Linked DNA regions of Homo sapiens: region 2 is linked to region 1. Evidence: read pairs that join two places in POLR2A ChIA-PET (ENCODE). Cell type or tissue: MCF 10A. All regions are shown on one strand. Links, peaks and the distances in the headings refer to the core of each region. The heading gives the core; the rest is flanking DNA.

Evidence for each region. Peaks named below come from ENCODE experiments on the same cell type or tissue, not always from the same donor. Only the 100,000 strongest peaks of a DNase experiment are listed, where the experiment ranks them.
Region 2: POLR2A ChIA-PET joins it to region 1 with 5 read pairs; 3 of 35 experiments call an interaction of 5 or more read pairs at or near these places.

The regions. Positions count from the first base shown.
Region 1 is chr10:29,712,452-29,717,834 of GRCh38, forward strand. It overlaps a transcript of SVIL not described here. Among named protein-coding and RNA genes, the nearest start is that of SVIL, 80 kb to the left of the region's middle. In MCF 10A, for the core only: no CTCF peak of the experiment used is centred there; DNase peaks (open chromatin) are centred at 1,830 and 2,190.
Region 2 is chr10:29,603,998-29,609,380 of GRCh38, forward strand. All of the region lies in intron 1 of SVIL (supervillin), which reads right to left. Among named protein-coding and RNA genes, the nearest start is that of MIR938, 4.3 kb to the left of the region's middle. In MCF 10A, for the core only: no CTCF peak of the experiment used is centred there; no DNase peak of the experiment used is centred there.

The sequences.
Region 1 (5,383 bases), core at 88-5,087:
TCTCTCGCTATCTGATCTCTGCACATGCCAGCTCCTCTCTGCCTTTCAGTATATGTGGAAGCAGCCTGAGGCTTTCCCCAGATGCCCAATCTTCCAGCAGCAGAATCGTGAGCCAAATAAAACTCTTCTTTATAAATTACCCAACCTCAGGTATTCCTTTATAGCAACACTAAAGGGACTAAGACAGCTTGCAACCTTTAGACTCAATCAATGGGCAATGCAAGGAAAATATTTCCAGATAGAGAAGGCAAATGTTATCAGACTCAACACTGTAAAAATAAAGACATAGCTGAGAAAAGCTGAAAGATGGACAACAGGAAAAGAGAGGAATGCGGAAGGTTAGTGGTACTAGTCCCCTCATCTTATAAAATTTGGCACCTAATAGGTAGGAAATAAATGCAACAAGATATAGAGGTTTATGAACATTAAAACTGCAATGGTAGGGCTGGGCACGGTGGCTCAGGCCTGTAATCCCAGCACTTTGGGAGGCTGAGGCAGGTGGATCACTTGAGATCAGGAGTTCGAGACCAGCCTGGCCAACATGGTGAAACCCCGTCTCTACTAAAAATACAAAAGAATTAGCTGGGTGTGGTGGCGGGCACCTATAATCCCAGCTACTCAGGAAGCTGAGGTAGGAGAATTGCTTGAATCTGGGAGGCAGTTGCAGTGAGCCAAGGTGGCACCACTGCACTCCAGCCTAAGCGACAGAGTGACAGTCCATCTCAAAAAAGAAAAAAGAAAAAAAAAAACTGCAGTGGTAATCAAGAGAGGAATTCATGTACTGATAAAACTAAGAAGTTGTACATGCCTCTGTGTGTGTGTGTGTGTGTGTGTGTGTGCATGTGAACGTGGTCTATCAAACAGAGGCAACCCAAAGCACATACATCAGAAACGGCTGAGTGAGGAGTTATACAACTATTAGTAATAACCACTAAAATAATTTTAACAGGAACCATTAAAAATGTGTTGCTTCTGGAACAAAGCTATTGCTTTTCATTTACAGCATTCCTCCACGATCTGATTTTTTCAGCCATGTTCATGAATCACTTTGAAAATAATCCTGTGTGTAGGAGTCAGCAAATTTTTTTTTTCTGTAAATAACCAGATGGTAAATATATTTTTGGCAGTATGGGCCATACAGGTCTCTGTCACAACTCTGCAACTTGGCTATTCTGGGGCAAATAGACAATTCATAAATGAATGAGTGTAGCTGTGTTCCAATAAAACTTTATTTACACAACAGGTGGCAAGAGGGATTTGGCCTGCAGGCTGCTATTTGCCGACCACTGATCTATTCCAGCATTTCCCAAACTATGTACTACAGGATACTCCAATATACTTGAAGCTTTTCCTCCAAAAGAGGGAGAGTTTCCAGTTCAAAGAGTTTAGAAAATGCTAGGTTTAAAAATGTTAAGCAGATTTCTTTACTTCAAGGCTTCTTGCAGTCTCTAATGTGCTTATGAGCTTTTGGAAGCCAAATATGGAATAGAATTCAGCACACAGCATTTCTCCAATTTCCATGGATATACTGGAGAAGCACCCAATCAATGATATCTCAAGGGCCACTAGTGTTGGGTGGGAAGGCTTGGGAAGCAATGTCATCATCTAATTCCTACCTTGTATAGACAGAAAAATGAGGTTTAGAGAGTGGGAAGTTACTTGGCTGAGGCTACTCACCTAGACGGTGTCAGAACTGGGACTGGAACCCAGGCAGCTTAGGGTTGTTGCTGCCATTTCAGAGGGCCATTCCTTCATTTAGATGGCCCCATAACAAACCAGTGCAAAGCTATCCTGAGTCATCTCCATCCCGAGGGATTTTCCGGAAGGCACTTTGAAATTACATAACGACATAGATGAACCAATACTTAAACCTCAAAAAAGGCGAAGACTATGGGTTCAGATTTTATTATTTTATTTAGAAACAACATGAGGTGAGGTGAACTGATTGGACACATTCACCACGAGTCTTTCCTAATTTCTAATACAAGGTGGAGCAATAGAAAAAAATAGAAAATAAGGAGAACAAAGTCTTTTTCTCAACTTTTTTAGGATTCTAGACTATACTATTCAGTGTTACTAAAGCACACTTTGTATTTTATGAATCATCAGTGATGAGTAAGTACAGATTAAGCTCTATCTGAACATGCAGCAGTGTACAAAGCACAGAGCAAGAGTTTTGGAGATAAAAGAAAGTTTAGGAGGATCAGAGACAAAAGAAAAAGGCTTGGCCGGGCGTGGTGACTCATGCCTGTAATCCCAGCTCTTTGGGATGCTGAGGTGGGAGGATCGCTTGAGCTCAGGAGTTCAAGACCAGCCTTGGGAACATGGTGAGAGCCCATCTCTACAAAATAATTAAAAATTAGCTGGGCATGGTGGCACACAGCTGTGGTCCCAGCTACTCAGGAGGCTGAGGTGGGAGGGTCACTTGAGCCTAGGAGGTTGAGACTGCACCACTGCACTCCTGCCTGGGTAACAAAGAAAGACCTTGTCTGAAATTAAAAAAAAAAAAAAAAAAAGAAGAAAAAGAAAAGAAAAAAGAGAAGGAAGGAAGGAAGAAAAAGACTTGAGAAACCTAAGATCTAAGTAAACACCCCTAATATTTTGTGAAGGCAGTACAAAAATATGAACCAAAGCAATATAACTCTAAACAAAGAAAACGGTCAGAATATAAATTGAACTTTAAACAAAAAAAGAGGAGGAGTTTAATCAGGGTCCAGGCAAGGTGAGTATATCCACTCTGAAAATAACATCTTGGTTCATAAGTTGGTTTCTGAATTCTAGAATGCTTTATATCATTATTTTGTATTCAACACACAAACCACCCATTCCATTTTCTTCATATTTTTCAGGTGTCATTTCATAGCCTATGATGATTAATTGAGATGGATTTTTGAAAACCTTCCTAGCCAACTTAGCTAAGGGACAGCTTTCCCCTAACACTCTCGTGATTGGTGTGAAAATGAAACCTGCTCCTTCCAGAACAATGAGAATGCTACCTCTGCCGACAACATTCCCATCCAACTAAGATCAAGCCAGATTGCTCTTGAGTCATTGGTTAGTAACCCATGGGAAGAGGAAGAGTAGCTGCAGTTGACCTATAAACTCTGCCTTGGCCTTGTCCCAAGCTAATCCCTATTACATCCCACAGACTGTCCCTGGAGTCAGAAGTTGTCCCCAGACTTGTCCTAATGGCCTAGCACAGTGGGAAGTTGTCCAAGAGTCATGGTCATCAAGAGACCTTCAGAGACCACTTAATTGTACAAGACTTTATTTGCCAAACTCCTAAAATTCCTGAGTGCCATGGGACAAGGCAAGGAAGATGTAGTTGCTGGGCAAGAAAAGTGAGCAACCATCTAGTTATTGATACAAGGTTCCTAGGTTCAAATGCAAGTAGCCCCTGGCCTGTGCTGTCCAATACAAGAACCAATGGGCACACATGGCTACTTAAGTTGGTGAGTGCAACTGAGGAACTGAATGTCAACTTTTAATTAATTTCACATGATTTTATTTAAATGTAAAAACTGAAGCAATGTAAAACATGTTCCATTAAACATTAATGCATTGCTTTGGTAGAACTACATTTTACTTTAAATACTATATTGCTTAAAATATTATTTGGTGCATTGTAGCAGATGAGTCTACAAAGGAAAGCATCACTGATCTACTTGGTGTCAATAAAGTGTTTCCATTTAAATGTTTTTTTCTAAACACTGATGTAACACTGTAATGTGTTCATATGAATATTTTACACAGACAGCACAAGTTATGGTGATAACTATGTAAATCATAATTGGTAATTATATCAAAATACTTGTTTTAATTAAGATATAATTACATTGTTTCTCTAGTTTATAAAATAAATATGGCCAATTTTTCTAATTTATCACTTTGAAAATTTTGTAGCAGTCCTAACACAGAGACACTTTCCAAAGCCTTAGGACTGATACAAAATCCAGTGGAGACACAGAAATTAATAATACAATCAGAACAGTCAAGAAAAAAAGAGACAGGAGAGGAAGGTAAGCAAAAAGCAACATAATCAATGGCAATTATAACTTGCTGTGGCAGAGCAAAAGGAGAAAGCTGTGTGTTACATAAAAAGTCAAAGATAATAAAGCAGAAAATATTAACAGACAATTTCAGCAAAAACATAATGAATTTGATGCCATCTCCCCTCGACAGTCAAAAACAGATCAATGAAATTAGTCACTCAAAATAAGAATGGCCAAAAAAATTGTTTTAATGATTTTTTACATCTCAGCTCATAACTCTGGCCAGTTATAAAACATCTTGGATTCTTGAAGCAGTTTATGGAACTGCTGAAAGAAATAGAAAACCAGAAATGATTGATCATGTGTTCTTTGCCAATGATCTCTGGTTGAATCATAGAAGAATTTTTACAAACATTCACTGTACAGTTAACTACAATGCAGGATTTTCTTTACAAAAAAAGAATGCTTGCTGAAGCAAGAAATGAAGACAAAAATAGGCACTGTGGGCTGGGAGCCGTGGCTCACGCCTGTAATCCCAGCACTTTGGGAGGCCAAGGCGGGTGGATCACAAGGTCAGAGATCGAGACCATCCTGGCTAACATGGTGAAACTCTGTCTACTAAAAATGCAAAAAACAAAAATTAGCCGGGCGTGGTGGGGGGCCCCTGTGGTCCCAGCTACTCGGGAGGCTGAGGCAGGAGAATGGCGTGAACCCGGGAGGCGGAGCTTGCAGTGAGCCGAGATCACGCCACTGCACTCAAGCCTGGGCGACAGAGCAAGACTCTCTCTCAAAAAAAAAAAAAAAAAAAAAAAAAAAAAAAAATAGGCAGTGTGATTTATGTTTTTTTTCACAGATATCACACACTATATATGAAAGAGCTAAATTTAAAGTTTCAAGGAAAGGAAAAACTTACTTATGACCTAGCTAGAGAGGCAGGAGAATTTATGTCAAAATTGACATTTTTCATAAGAGAAGTAAAAAATAATGGTTTCATACATTTTTGTAACTTGAATCAATATGTGGATGACTTCACTGAAATCAAAAGCATTATATAAATTGCCTTCAAAATCCATAAGAAAATGTTGGGGAATACTTTGTTGATATTGATAAATTTAGAGTTAGTTTTTCCATTTTTGCAATATTCCTTTGAATTTAATGTCAACAATTCTGAGCTGGCATAAGAGTTAGTGAATTTGCCTAAGTTGAACAGATGTAGCTTTGAAACTGATATTTTTTGTTTCAAAAAGTCAAATTAATTATTCTAAAAAAGATGAACCAGTTTTGTCAAGTTGAATGCGAATATCGTGGAGAATGATTTTTTGATGCTGAGTTCAGTTGCTGGAGAACTTGTATATTTGGGGTTTGGTTAACAAATATACTTTTTCAACTAT
Region 2 (5,383 bases), core at 131-5,130, 110 kb before region 1:
CAGTGAAATATTTCCGCCCCCTTCCCCATTTCTGAGGTGCCAGTTACAGTAGTCGCCCCATGTCCATCGCTTCCTTTTTCAAGGTTGCAGTTATCCATGGTGCAGTACAATAAGATATTTTGAGAGAAAGAGAGGCACCACATTCACATACCTTTTATTACAGTATCTTACTAGAATTGTATTTTATTATTTATTATTGTTCCTCTTTTTTTTTTTTTTTGAGACAGAGTTTTGCTCTGTCACCCAGGCTGGAGTGCAGTGGTGCCATCTTGGCTCACTGCAACCTCCACCTCCCGGGTTCAAGCAATTCTCATGCCTCAGACACCTAAGTAGCTGGGATTACAGGCATGTGCCACCATGTCTGGCTTTTTTTTTTTTTTTTTTTTTTTTTTTTGGTATTTTTAGTAAGAGACAGGGTTTTGCCACGTTGGCCAGGCTGGTCTCAAACTCCTGGACTCAAGTGACCTGCCCACCTCGGCCTTCCCAAAGTGTTGGGATTACAGGCGTGAGCCATTGCGCCTGGCCATATTGTTGATCTTTCATTGTGCCTTTATTTATTTATTTACTTACTTACTCATTGATGGATTGATAGGGTCCTGCTCTGTTGCCCAGGCTGGAGTGCAGTGGCACAATCATACGTCACTGCAGCCTCGATCTCCTGCTCTCAAGTGATCCTCCCGCCTTGACATCTGAAGTAGCTAGGTCTACAGGTGCATGTCACTATGCCCAGCTAATCTTTTAAAAAAATTTTTGTAAAGATAGGGTCTTGCTGTGTTGCCCAGGCTGGTCTTGAACCCCTGAGATTAAACGATCCTCCCACCTGGGCCTCCCAAAATGCTGGGGTTATAGCCCCGAGCCACTGCACCTGGCCTAATTTATAAATTAAACATTATCATAGGTTTATGTGTGTACAGTATGGGGAAAAAACAGTATATACAGGATTAGGTTCTATCTGCGATTTCAGGAATCCACTGAGGGTCTTCAAATGCATCCCCCAGGATAAGGGCGGGAATACTGTTATTTGTTTCTTGTTTGTCCTTATGGAGTTTCTTTATGCAAGCAAATACAAATAGACACTTAGTTTCCCTTTCATATATAAGCAGAAGTGTGCAAAGTACTCTTAGCAATGTGCTTTGGAGATCTTCCCATATAGGCACACAGGCATTAGCCTCATTTTCTTACAGGTGCATAGTATTTTACTGTACGCAGGGTCTGTGATTTACTTAGTCCTCTACGGATGGGCCTTAAGGTTTCTATTCTTTTGCTGTTTTCAAACAAAGCTACATCACCTTGAATCTAAGTGTATCTGAAAGAACTCTGACAAAAACTGTCAAATCGCACCAGTTTACATTCCCATCAGCCACGGTTCCCGTCTCCCCCCAGCCTCAGCAGAGTGCAAGAGCAGCTCTAGAGTTTTGCTGCTCTGAGGTTTCCCAGATATGGTACATTTCTTTCCTCTTACTAAAAATGAGGCTGAGCATCTTTCCATATGTTTTAGACTCCTTAAATTCCTTTTCCCTTTTTTGTGAGCTGTCTGTTCAGATCTTTTGTCTATTTTGATAGTTTTAACTTTTTAAAAGGATTTCCAGAAATGTCTATATTAATATATTAGCCATTTGTTTGTGATGTGAGTGGCAAATAGTTTTCCTAGTTTTTTTTTTCTCTTTAGTGGGTTTTTTCCCCTTAGTGGAAAAGTGGCTTTAAAAAATATATATTCAAATATATATATATATTATTTACATAATATATATTTTATATAAATAAATGTATATGTGTGTGTTTGTGTAGAGAGAGATAGTTGATTTTTATCAATCTTTTCTTTCATGGTTTCTTAATTTTAAATCAGTTGGAAAGGTTTGCCAAATCCACAGCTATGAAGAAATTCTCCTGTTTTCTTCTAGTACTTATTAGTTTTTATTTTTATTTATTTTGAGATGGAGTCTTGCTCTGTCGCCCAGGCTGGAGTGCAGTAGTGCCATCTCAGCTCACTGCAACCTCCGCCTCCTGGGTTCAAGCAGTTCTCCTGCCTCAGCCTCCCGAGTAGCTGGGATTACAGGCATCTGCCACCACGCGCAGTTAATTTTTGTATTTTTGGTAGAGATGGGCTTCTGTCACGTTGGCCAGGCTGGTCTCAAACTCCTGAACTCAAGTGATCCACCTGCCTTGGCCCCTAAGTGCTGGGATTACAGGCGTGCGCCACAGCTCCCGGCCTATTTTTAAAAATTTCTGTAGAGATGGAGTCTTGCTGTTTTGCCCAGGCTTGTCTTAAACTCCTGGTCTCAAGCAGTCCTCCCGCCTCAGCCTCCCAAAGTGCTGGGATTACAGACACTGGCCACTGCAACCAGCCAATATTTTTGATTTTGAAAAAATTTAAGCCTGTACAAAGTAGAGACAATGCTATAATAAACTGGCATATACCCCCACCTAAATTCAACTGCTATCAAGGTTTTGTTATACTTCTTTCTTCTATCTCTTCTCTCTCTCTGACTCTGTCTCTCAACAAAATTATTTTAAAGTACACCCAAAATATCAACTCATTTTACCTCTATATACTTCAATATGCATTTTAAAATTATGAATATTTCCTTGTATAACTATAATGCTATTATATGTAACAAAATTAACAATATTATTTGGTATCATCTAATACTTGATCTATAATTGATTTTCTCCAGTTGCCTCAAAAATGTATTTTTACGGTTGGTTTTTCCAAATAATAATGCATTTGTGGTTTCATTTTTAAAAACATTTAACTATTTTTTTATTTGTTTATTTGAGTCAGAGTCTTGTTCTGTCGCCCAGGCTGGAGTGCAGTGGCAGGATCTCAGCTCATGGCAACCTCTGCCTCCTGTGTTCAAGCAGTTCTCCTGCCTCAGCCTCCCAAGCAGCTGGGATTACAGCCACGTGCCACCACACCCGGCTAATTTTTGTATTTTTAGTAGAGACGAGGTTTCACCACGCTGGCCAGGCTGGCCTCAAACTCCTGACCTCAGGTGATCCATCCACTTCGACCTCCCAAAGTGCTGAAATTACAGGCATGAGCCACTATGCCTGGCCTACACATTGAACTATTTAAATATTTGATCCATTAGAAATTTATCCTGGTGTGGGGCATGATTTATTCATTCTTCCTTATGGTTACCCAGTTGCCATTATGTTTATTGGGCAATCTAGTTTTCTTCGTTGACTTTAAATGACACGTTTCAAAATTTATGTATTCTCATATATATCTGGGACTACTTCTGGCTTTCTAATATGTTCTGCTGTCTTGTTTATTCACTTGCCAGTACCACATTATTTTAATTACTGAGGCTGTGTAATGCATTCAATAACTGGCAGCTCTTGCTTATTTGTCCATGTGAACTTCGGAATCTCCTTGCCTAGTTTATTTTTTTTCTTAATGGTTGGTATTTTATAAATTGAGAATGTGTAAAATGTAATAAATTAACTTAGGAAGAATTGATATATTTAGAACCTCAAACTTCCCTAATTTAGAACATGATTTTTTTTTTCAAATTCTTTTTTGTATTTTTTAGGAGTGCCTTCCAGTTGTTTACATAGATTTGACATGTTTCATGTTAAGTTATTCCCTGGTACTGAATTGCATTGTTACTGTAGCAAGTGTGGTCTTTTCTTCCTCTGTAGTCTGTGAATGGGCTGCTGTTTGGAGGTACAGCTTTCCACAATGCCAACGTCTTGCTCTCTGCCTGAAAAGATGCCCCAAGGCCCAGCACACCCATGCTGTGACAAGCAGGGCACATCCCTGAGTCAGAGATGGAGCAGGTCAAGGCAGCTCAAGGCTTCCCATCCTGACTCCAACCCCTTCACGGGCAAGGCTCAAGGAGCTGGGAACCTGGAGTAAGAAGAAGATGTGAACTGAGTTGCGAAAATCAAACTCTAAGAGCTGGGAGGCTCTTTCCCATCAAGCTTCTAAGAAAGCTAAACTTTCTCTAATATGAGACGAATAATTTGTTATGAGATTAATGTAGATGCGCTGCAAGACAGGCATCTATCCGATCATTCTTTTGGACTCACAGCAAAGCTTATCAAACGCTGTCAGCAGTCACTCTATGCACAGCCCTGGATTTGGCAGTCACTTTGAGTATGGGACTCTCTACTGCCCCCTCCCACCTACACAACATTACCCCCGCCTCCTCACCCCTTCAGGTGCCCTCACTCATGGCCAGGCTGGGCAGGATTAGCTTCTCTGCTGCAAGAGGGACGTCAAGGCAGTGGAAGTGGGGTTGGCAATTACCTCTGCTGCAAAGTCCTCTGGTTGAGACACCAGGCTTAGCCTGCCTTCCTGCCAACTGTTGACGGCAGCAGTGGCCCATCTGGGGTGGCTGCTGTGAGGACGCCAGCTGCAGTGGGGAAGCCATGGCTGGGATTGTGCACTCTGTGGAGCTGGCAGGGGCCAGGAATAGGTGATCCCAGCAGGAGCCCTGCACCCTACCAAGCTGGCAGGATGGGAGCCTGTTCTCCCAGGCAGTTGCAGCTGCCCAGCCGTGGACCTGGGCATCCCTGCACTCTCCAGGGCCTGGGAAGCCTCCTATTCCTTCAGGCAGAGGTGCCTGTTCCCACTCTCTGGCCTCTCCTCTCTCCAAGTGCCCGCTCCAGTGCGAAGCAAAGTTGTGGCAGACCCAGCACCCTGCTGCCTCAGCCCTTTCTGGACTTCGGGCAGTGATGAGTGTGGGAGGGAGGCTGGGGGCATTGAGGGCAGCTGAGCGTGGGCATGTGGGTGCCCCTCAGTGCAGATAGCCTGCGTGCCATGGATGGCATGTTGATGGCAGTGGGAGGCAGACAGGTTCCTAGGCAGGAAGGGGTGGGTCTCTAGTGAAACCCTACCTTTAAGCCAGGGATGGCCTGAAGCCTGGGGGCTCAGCTGTCCGTTCCAGGTGGAGTCCGCAACCTGGAGTGAGAACTTCACTGATGCCTTTTGGCCAATCAGACGGTGCTTTTTCCAGGCCTGCCTATGACCACCTATGGACCAATCAGCATGCACTTCCTCCCTTCTGAGCCCATAAAAACCCCAGACTCAGCCAGCCTAAGACACTTGTCTGGACCACCTGTAGAAAGGAGCTACCCACTTTGGGTCTCCTGACAGCTGTTCTGTCACTCAATAAAGCTCCTGCCTGCCTTGTTCACCCAGTTGTCTGCATAACCTCATTCTTCCTAGACACAGGACAAGAACTCAGGACCTGCTGAATGGCGGAAGTGAAAGGAGCTGTAACATGTTCTTGACCAGCTCGCTGAGCTGTGGGTGGTGACATGCTCCTGGGCTATGGGAGTAAAGGATGGCAACCCTTCTGGGGGCCCAGACCTCAGAGCTGGAGCTGCTGTTAACACTATAGCCCTCCCACCCTCTGCTGGTGCTGAGTGGCCA